Linked DNA regions of Homo sapiens: region 1 is linked to region 2. Evidence: read pairs that join two places in POLR2A ChIA-PET (ENCODE). Cell type or tissue: Panc1. All regions are shown on one strand.

Region 1 (5,000 bases), 61 kb before region 2:
GGCAAGGTTGCAAAGAAAAGGAAACTCTTATACGCTGTTGGTGGGAGTGTAAATTAGTTTAACCATTGTGAGAAGCAGTATAGTGATCCCTCAAAGAGCTAAAAGCTACCATTCAACACAGCAATCCTATTACTGGGTGTATACCCAGAGGAATATAAAGCATTCTACCATAAAGACACATGTACACAAATATTCGTGGCAGTACTGTTCACAATAGCAAGGACATGGAATCAACCTAAATGCCCATCAGTAACAAACTGGATAAACAAAATGTGGAACATACACACCATGGAATATTATGCAGTCATAAAAAAGAACAATATCATATATTTTACAAGAATATGGATGGAGTTGGAGGCTATCATCCTTTGCAAACTAATGCAGGAACAGAAAACCAAATACCACATTGTCTCACTTACAAGTGGGAGCTAAATGATAAGAACTTATGAACACAAAGAGGGAAACAAAAGACACTGGGGTCTTCTTGAGGGGGCAGGTTACAAGGAGGGAGAAGGGCAGAAAACACAACTCTTGGGTACTGGGTTTAGTACTTGGGCGATCTAGTAATATGTACAACAAACCCTCATGACACATGATTATCTATGTAACTTTCACATGTACCCTCAAGCTTAAAATAAAAAAAAGAAATCTGTAACAGATTGTGATCAATTAGTTGTAAATACTACTGTACTCAGACCAGACAATAGACTATTTTTTAGAGCACTTTTAGGTTTACAGAAAAATTGTGCAGAATGTACAAAGAGTTTCCAGATAGCCTACCCGTTTCCTCAGTTTCCCCTATTTTAACACCTTGCATTAGTGTGGTATGCTTGTTACAATGGATGAAAAAATATAGACACATTATTATTAACAGAAGCCTATAGTTTATATTAGGGTTCGCTATGTATGTTGCACAGTTCTATGGGTTTTGACAAATGCATAATGTTAGGTATTCACCACTGGAGTATTATACAGAATAATAGTTTCACTATTCTGAAAATGTACTCCACCTATTCATCTCACCCACTCTCCTGAACTCATGGTAATTACTAATCTTTTTACTGCTGTTTGCATAGTTTTGCCTTTCCTAGTATGTTATACAGTTGGAATAATACATTCTGTAGCCTTTTCATATTGGCTTCTTTCACTTAGTGATATGCATTTAATATTCTTCCATGTCTCTTCATGACTTGATAGCTCATTTCTTTTAATCATCGAGTATTATCCCATTGTATGGAGATACCACAGTTCATGTATCCATTCACCTATTAAAGGACATATTGGTTGCTTCTAATTTTTGGCAATCATGAATAAATCTGCTATAAATGTCTGAGTGCAGGTTTTTGTATGGACAAAAATGTTTTCAGCTCATTTGCATGAATACCTAGTTGCATAGGTGCTACATTATATGCTAAGCTTATGTTTAGTTTCATAAGAAACTACCAAACTGTCTTTCAAAGTGGCTGTACCATTTTACATTTCCACCAGTGATCAATGAGAATTCCTCTGCTCCACGTTCTCACTAGCATTTGGTATTGTCAGTGTCAGTTTTGGGTCTTATCCATCTAACTGGTGTATCACAGTATCTCATTGTTGTTTTAATTTGTAATTCTGTAATGAGATATGATGTTGAGTATTGTTTCATATACTTATTTGCCATCAGCATATCTGCTTTGGTATTGATTTCTAGTTTTATTCCACTGTAGTCTGAGAAGATATTTGATATAATTTTGATTTTTACACTTGATCTTAGCCAAAAGACTGAGAAGTGATATAATTTTGATTTTTAAAAATTTATTGTGACTTGTTTTGTTGCTTAAAGTATGGTCTATTTTGAAGAATTGTTCATGTGCAGATGAGAAAAAAATGTATGTTTGGCAGTTGTTGGGTAGAATGTTGTATAAATGTCTGTTAGGTCCATTTAATCTAGAGTCTGATTTAAGTCCAGAGTTTCTTTGTTGATTTTCTGCCTCAATAATCTGTCTAGTGATGTCATTGGATTGTTGAAGTCTCTCACTATTATTGCATTGCTGTATACTTCTTTTCTTAGGTCTAGTAATATTTGTTTTTATGAATCTGAGAATTCCATTGTTGGGGGCATATATATTTAGAATTGTTATATCTTCTTGATGAATTGATCACTTTATTTTATAATGATAGGGACAAACAGTAAAAGAAGACAACTTTAAATCAATACTTTCAGACACTTTAAATCAACAACAGTAAAAAAAGACAAAGAAGGTAATTAGATAATGATTATATAATAATTATATATAATATTATATAATCATAATGACCTTTTTTGGTTATATTATATTATATAATGACAAAGAAGGTCATTATATAATAATAATTATATGATCATTATATATAACTATATAATGATTACATAATAATAATGACCTTCTTTGTCTTTTTTTAACTGTTGATTTAAAGTGACTTAAAATATTGATTTAAAGTTGTCCTAACGTCTTGATTCTATAATAATGAACTTGTTTTATTGTTGTTGATTTAAAGTGTGTTTTATCTAATATAAGTATAGCTATCCCAGTCTGCTTTTGATTTCCATTTGCACAGAATGTCTTTTTCCATGCCTTTACCTTGAGTCTTTAAATTTATTTACCAGTTAGATGGGTTTCTTGTGAGCAACATATTGTTGGATCTTTTTTTTCAAAAATCCATTTCACCAATCTATACTCTTTTTTTTTTTTTTGAGACAGAGTCTCACTCTGTCGCTAGGCTGGAGTGCAGTGGCACAATCTTGGCTCAGTGCAACCTCCGCCTCCTGGGTTCAAGTAATTCCCATGCTTCAGCCTCCCAAGTAGCTGGGATACAGGTATGCACCACCACACCCAGCTAAATTTTGTATTTTTAGTAGAGACGGGGTTCCACCATGTTGGCCAGGAGTGGAACATTTATTTTATTTACATTCAAGGTTAATATTGATGTTTGAAGCTTTGTTCCTGTCATAATGTTAATTGTTACCTAGTTGCTTTGTAGTCTCAACTGTGTAATTGTTTTATACAACTTGTGAGTTTTATACTTTTTATGTGTTTTTATGATGAAGACATTTTGTCTCTATGTTTAGAACTTCTTTGACATTTCTTATAGAGCCAGTCTAGTGGCATCAAATTCCCTTAGTGTTTGCTTGTCTGGGAAATAGTTTATTTCTCCTTCATTTATGAAGCTTAATTTTGCAGGATATAGAATTGTTGGCTGACAGTTTTTTTGTTTTGTTTTGTTTTTTGAGACGCAGTCTTGCTCTGTCACCCGGGGTGGAGTGCAGTAGCACAATCTTGGCTCACTGCAACCTCTGCCTCCTGGGTTCAAGTGATTTTCATGCCTCAGCCTCCTATGTAACTGGGATTATAGGGGCTTACCGCCATGCCTGGCTAATTTTTGTATTTTTGGTAGAGATGGCATTTCACAATGTTGTCCAGGCTGGTCTCAAACTCCTGATCTCAAGTGATCCACCCACCTTGGCCTCTCAAACTGCTGGCATTACAGGTGTGAACCACCATGCCTGGCTTTTTTTTTTTTTTTGAAGACTGAAAATAGGACCCTTATCTCTTCTGTCTGGTAAGTTTTCTGATGAGAAGTCTGCTGTTAGTGTGATGGGATTTCCTTTACAGGTGATTAGACAGTTTTCTCTTGCTGCTATTAGGATTCTTTTTCTTCATGTTGACTTTGGACAGTCTGGTGACTATACACCTTGGTGATGTTTGTCTTGCAATATATCTCCTAGGAGTTCTCTGAGCTTCTTGTATCTGGATGTGTAAATCTCTAGCAAGAAAAGTAAAGTTTTCCTCAATTATTCCCTCAAATAGGTTTTCCAAACTTTTAAATTTTTCTTCTTCTCCCTCAGGGATACCTATGACTTACAGGTCTGGATGGTTTATAATACCATATTTCTCAAAGGCTTTGTTCGTTTAAAAAATTATTTTCTCGGCCGGGTGTGGTGGCTCACTCCTGTAATCCTAGCACTTTGGGAGGCCGAGGGGGGCAGATCACGAGGTCAGGAGATCAAGACCATCCTGGCTAACACGGTGAAACCCCATCTCTACTAAAAATACAAAAAATTAGCTGGGTGTGGTGGTGGGCGCTTGTAGTCCTAGCTACTTGAGAGGCTGAGGCAGGAGAATGGCATGAACCCAGGAGGCGGAGCTTGCAGTGAGCTGAGATCGCACCACTGCACTCCAGCCTGGGTGAAAGAGCAAGACTCCATCTCAAAAAAAAAAAAAAAAAAACAAAAAAAAACAACACTTTTCTCTGTATTTTTGTCAGATTGGGTTACTTCCAAAGACCTGTCATTGAGCTCTGAAATTCTTTCTTCCTCTTGGTCTAATCTATTGTTAAAGCTTTCAACTGTATTTTGTAATTGCTTCAATGACTGTTTCATTTCCAGATGTTCTTTTATTTTTTAAATCTTTTTCCTTAGTAAATTTTTCATTCATACCTTGAATTGTTTTCTGATTTCCTTGTGTTGTTTTTCAACTTTCTCTTGGATCTCATTGAGCTTCCTTACAATCTATATTTTTAATTCTTTATCTGGTGTTTTGGAATTTTCATTTTGGTTAGGATCCATTGTTAGATATTTAGTGTGATCCTTTGAGGTTATCATAACACACTCTTTTTTTCATGCTGCTGGAATTGTTGTGTTGGTCCTTTCTTATTCTGAGGTGTCACTTCTTATTTTTGAATTTACTTTTGTTTGGACAAGACTTTTTATTTCTTCTTTGAGGATGACTGTAATGTATGTTGAATAGGATTGTTTGGCTTTGCTTCTTGGTGCTTTCAGGGGGCCAAGGCTCTGTATGAATTCCTTGGTTATAGATAACGTTAGTATGGTTGTTTTCTCAAATGCTGGTTGTAGTAGTGGTGTACTGGGCATGTGAGTAGGCTCTCAGTCTCCTGTAAAGACGGAGATAGAAGTCTTCAGAAACTTATCTCGGTCCCTAGTGCTGTACACTGAGTCAGCCAAATTTGTATTAGGTTGTGCA
Region 2 (5,000 bases):
ATTCTGATGACTTGACAATCAACTCAGCCTCTGGTAGCCTACTTAATTTATTTCCCCCATTTTCCTTGTCGTGTTTTCTTCATTATTTAATGTGGACAATGTCTAAAGTCATTTATCATTCATGCTCTTTAATTAATCAGTCAACATTTAATGGGGCGGTGTTGATGGTCCCAGTTAGGCCTGGGAACTTGGAAGGAGATTTGTCAATGAATGAGACAAGGTCCCTGCCCTTAAAAACCTCACCATTGAGTGGGTAAACTTGTGATTAGCCACGGAGGTCTTTGTGGAGAAAGTGAATTTTGAGTGTGAAATAAAGTGAGGAGAATAATTCAAATATTAGGAAAGTGGAAGTATTGGCATCTGATTTTTTAAAACGGGGTCCCCTTTTCTATATTGTAGGCATTCTGTTTATGACTTCATCTTTTGTAATCCCACCTGTCCTAATCCATAGTTTTAAGTAGTTGGGTGCTTCCTTTCACTGTTGATCAATTTTCACTCGAGTTTCATGACTAAATTTGCATTTAAAGATGGCTAAATCAATGGAACTGTGTGAGATTCACATGTTATCTCAGGACAAAATGCAGAGTGCAATGTTATAAAGGGGCTTTGAATAAAATGCTTATATTTTTGTCCTTCCTTTTTGTGCATTAGCGCATTACCTCTGAGGAACCAAGTTTGAAAGGAAGCATATCACTCAGATGTTGTGCATCCTCCATGACAACTATTTAGTTGTATATAAATTACATAGCCGTAATAGGATTGCAGACAAGCATTACTGGTTAAGTAATTTTTTTTTGAAAAGGAGGCCAAAGGAGTATATATGTTGATGTATCCAGATGTGATCCATAATAGGTGCAAATAGGAAAAACTGTAGGAGTTAAAAGCTTGGGGGGTCTATTTCTATTGTAGCTGTAACCCAAAATTGGTAAACGTGTAGTCTTTATTGTTCTTGCTTGGAAATTGAATGAAAATTTATTTTGAGCCAGGCTTAACATCACTGTGATGAACAGTTAACTTATGATAAGGTTCTGATTAAAGATATTTTGGAAAAATTTTATTATTTTGGGTTGTTGGATCCTTGAGTCTACCCCTCGTACCAAAATCCCAAGCCTATTCATCTTCTAAAGCCTTCTGATATGTAGTTAACCCTGGGACATCTTCTCAAATTTTCCTAAGCCTCTTCATTGTTCTCTCCTCTGTGCTAGTTCACATTTTCACTGTTGCATGTTCCACAGGGTAATATTTGGTTAAATCTCTTTCTTCCTCTCCAGGCTTATAAGGGCTCTCCTAGCATGTCTGCATCCCCAGGAACTGGCTAGGGCTGGCACTTTTTCAGTACTTAGTTAACATTTGTTATATTAAATCTGTTACTATTGTAGCATTTGAAGTTCACTAACTCTAGCAGTATCTTGGAGATCTGTTATTTCATCCCACCTATGGCTTCAGAAGACTTTTTAGCAGATATCTAAGATGAGGAAAAAGTGGTTCATATTAAAATAAAATTTCCCACAAGTAGAGAGAAATGTAATAAGAAAGTCTTAAGCTCTTTCTTATTCTGTGAGATAGGCTGTTTTTTGGGGGAGGGAAGAGAGGTGGTAAACTCTTGGTTTTCAGGAACAGGAGAAATATGAGAAATGCTTTTAACAAAGCCTGCCTGATTCACTTTGGAAGGTGGCTTTTCAGTGGCCTTTTATAATCTATTGCTAGTGGTATTTTTCCCACACAGGTTTGTGACTACTGGCATAAATTTTACTTCTTGATAATGATAACTTGGGTGACACCATTAATATTCTCTTCCTTGCTCTGCTGAAAACAAATAGCATGTCAAGTGAGATGAATGGCAGGGGTTACATGGGAAATAATGCTATTTGCCATACAAGCAGTATTACAAGAATCCTTGCTAACTAAATGCTTAGACAAAACATGCTTACAGCAGTTCATGGGAGAATATTCATAATCAGTTTATGGCTTCATGTTGATTCCAGATGTCACTGTTAATGCAGGAGTTTAATTTTTCATGTTATTAAACTGAGGTGTAGAGTTGAATATTCAGTCATTGCTATCAAAGGACTTAGTGGGGTATATGTGTGTGTGTGTGCACATTTGAATTGAAACATTAACTAATGTTCCCTTATGGAAAGGAACAGAATAAGCCCCATTATGTTACACATTTTCATGGCTTAGAAATAAAGTTATGGGCCAGTGGAACCAGGCCCATAGTTTCTTTTGTAATGAAAAAGCTGTTTAATTTAATTAGGTCCCCCTTGTCAATTTTTGTTTTTGTTGCAATTGCTTGTGAGGACTTAGCCATAAATCTTGGTCCAGGCTTATGTTGAGAAATGTATTTCCTAAGTTTTCTTCTAGGATTTTTATAGTTTGTGGTCTTACATTGAAATCTTTGATCTATCTTAAGTTCATTTTTGTTTATGGTGACCTCCTGTCATTTTAAAGATATAAACTAAATACATAAACTGATGTGATGGGCTGGGGAAGAGCTTGGCTATTTGAATGACAGGCCACCTAGAGTGCCATCTCTGGGAAAGTACATCTTGCTTTGCTGCCTGCTGGCTACCAAATGTATCTTCCAAGGGGCTATGGAGGCCCTGGTGGTCAAGTCCTAGGTGATTGTAATGTGGACAGCTTGGAAGAGATGCTTGGTGACAGTCATCCTTGGTGACGTCTCAGCATCATGAGTAGGCAAAGTAGGTTTTTATAGCTCCAATGATCTCAAATTTCAAAATTGTGCCTCTGAGTGGAATTCAGTGAATATATTCATAGGATATTATTCAATGTTGATCAACATAAATAAATATGTTCTTGAGCAAGGAGGTATTAATTCTCTGCTGCAGGATTGTTCATTAATATATTATATTACATATTAATGATACATCATAGTAGATGTATTATATATACATAGTATATGTATATAGATACATAATGTATATGATGTATGATATACAACATATACATTAATATATTAGAATCCTGTAAAATAGCTCTTTTTTTTCCTTAAATTTTTTTGAAGGTTTTTAAGAATCATTGACCTGGAAGAGAATTTCGAATTCTCTTTGTTAGGTTCACCTAATTTTTACAGATAAGCAATCTTCATGTGTGTGCATATATGTATGTGAATGACACAGTACATTAGTGACTGAATGGAGTTGAAAGTTGGGTCTTCAGATGTTTTGCCTAACATTCTTTCTACTGCTTCATACTAACCTGTTCCTTCTTTGCCCTTCTCTGGTTGACCTGAGTCATGTCTGGGTCATGGGAATCCTGGAAACAAACACTTAGTGATTCCAGACGGTAATTTCTCTCTGTCCCTGAAGTGGGGAATCAGTGCAGGTTGTACCAGAAACCCAAGGGGCTTGACAGGAAAGCCAGCTTTAGATGTGAGACATGATGTGTCTCTTGTTCAGAATTTAATGACCAGAAGAACTTAAATACTTGCAAATCATTTTTCTCAGTTTTAATGAAATCACTTAATTTAATTAAGTGCTATGCAGCAGGAAAGAACGATGCACTGTTTATAGATCTCTCATCTCCTTAAGATCAAAAAGGGACTGGAAAATCAGTCATGTGCTTGCTGAATTATTTACGAATTACTCTGAGGTCTAATGAGATGGATGCTCGTGTTGAAGGCAAACCAGCTGATTTTCCACATCAAATTACTGAAGGGCATTTCAACATCAGAATTATTAACTATAAGTACACGGAATTCTACATACCAGGGAGCCAATGAAATGAGCGTAACTCAGGTTTGTTGTCTGTATGGGCTTTCCCAGCCCCTCTGGTGTGGAATTTTGATTTGGGTTCATCTGTCTGGTGTTGTCTCTAAGAGAATTTATTAGTGAAAGGCCCAGATAGAGCTATCATCAATATTTGTTTCTCTGGCCGAGGCCTTTGGGACAGAATTACGATAGACCTCCAGTACACATGGAAGCTAAGGCATTGACATGTTTTTATTTAATATCCACAGAAGTGGACTTTCTATTATGTTTTCCTTTTTGACTATCACACTGTGTGTCTCTCTAGACTGATATGTCTATAAGATGGAGTGTTTCTCTATATTGTTTCCTTTTACAACTTCTTTGATTTTACTAGGATGCGGATAATATTGCCTAAGCTGGCATCATTTCTCTTTTGCTAGATTTGATACTCTTACATGTCTATTCATTGGTATTTCATTCCTCCTTAAAATTGGCAACACAGGCTGGGCACAGTGGCTCACACATGTAATCCCAGCACTTTGAGAGGCCAAGGTGGGCGGATCACTTGAGGCCGGGAGCTCGAGACCAGTCTGTCCAACATGGTGACACCCTGTCTCTACTAAAAATAAAAAATTTAGCCAGGTGTGATGGCGTGGGCCTGTAATCCCAGCTACTTGAGAGGCTGAGGCACGAGAATGGCTTGAACCTGAGGGGTGGAAGTTACAGAGAGCCGAGATCATGCCACTGCACTCCAGCCTGGGTGACAGAGTGAGACCCTGCCACACACACAAAAAGAAAAAAATTGACAGTATATTTGTAAAGTACCCATGTCTATGTAGGACTCACAATCTGTCTTCCCCGGCTCTTGCCACATTTCCCCTTAATTAATGGGGGAATTTGATAACTTAGAAAAAATTCTAGTACATATGTTGTATTCTATATATTGGCAAGGAATATTATTTAGAAACATGCTCAAATGTGTGCCCCAGACTTCCATAAGATCCCCTTATGGCTAGTGTGGAAACACATAATGAACACTTGATCTGAATAAACTCTTTAAAGAGATTGATAAAGGATGTCAGAGGAAAGGTTTGCACTGATTATTAAGTTGGCCTTTAAATGTATTCTTTTAAGGAATAAACACCTATCCTTAAGCTCTGAAATTTTTATCATAAATTTCCTCTCTCAGTGAGAAGAATTGAGCAAATTCTCTTTAGTGACTCAGAAGGCCTATTATGTATATATCCTTAGAATCAGAAGCTTTTCTTGAAACACTTTTCTCATGGCCCT

The links. Peaks named below come from ENCODE experiments on the same cell type or tissue, not always from the same donor. Only the 100,000 strongest peaks of a DNase experiment are listed, where the experiment ranks them.
Region 1: POLR2A ChIA-PET joins it to region 2 with 5 read pairs; 2 of 35 experiments call an interaction of 5 or more read pairs at or near these places.

The regions. Positions count from the first base shown.
Region 1 is chr9:83,544,604-83,549,603 of GRCh38, reverse strand. It overlaps a transcript of FRMD3 not described here. Among named protein-coding and RNA genes, the nearest start is that of FRMD3, 8.7 kb to the right of the region's middle. In Panc1, a CTCF peak has its summit at 4,820; no DNase peak of the experiment used is centred here; H3K27ac peaks cover 329 bases.
Region 2 is chr9:83,483,929-83,488,928 of GRCh38, reverse strand. All of the region lies in intron 1 of FRMD3 (FERM domain containing 3), which reads left to right. Among named protein-coding and RNA genes, the nearest start is that of FRMD3, 52 kb to the left of the region's middle. In Panc1, no CTCF peak of the experiment used is centred here; no DNase peak of the experiment used is centred here; H3K27ac peaks cover 491 bases.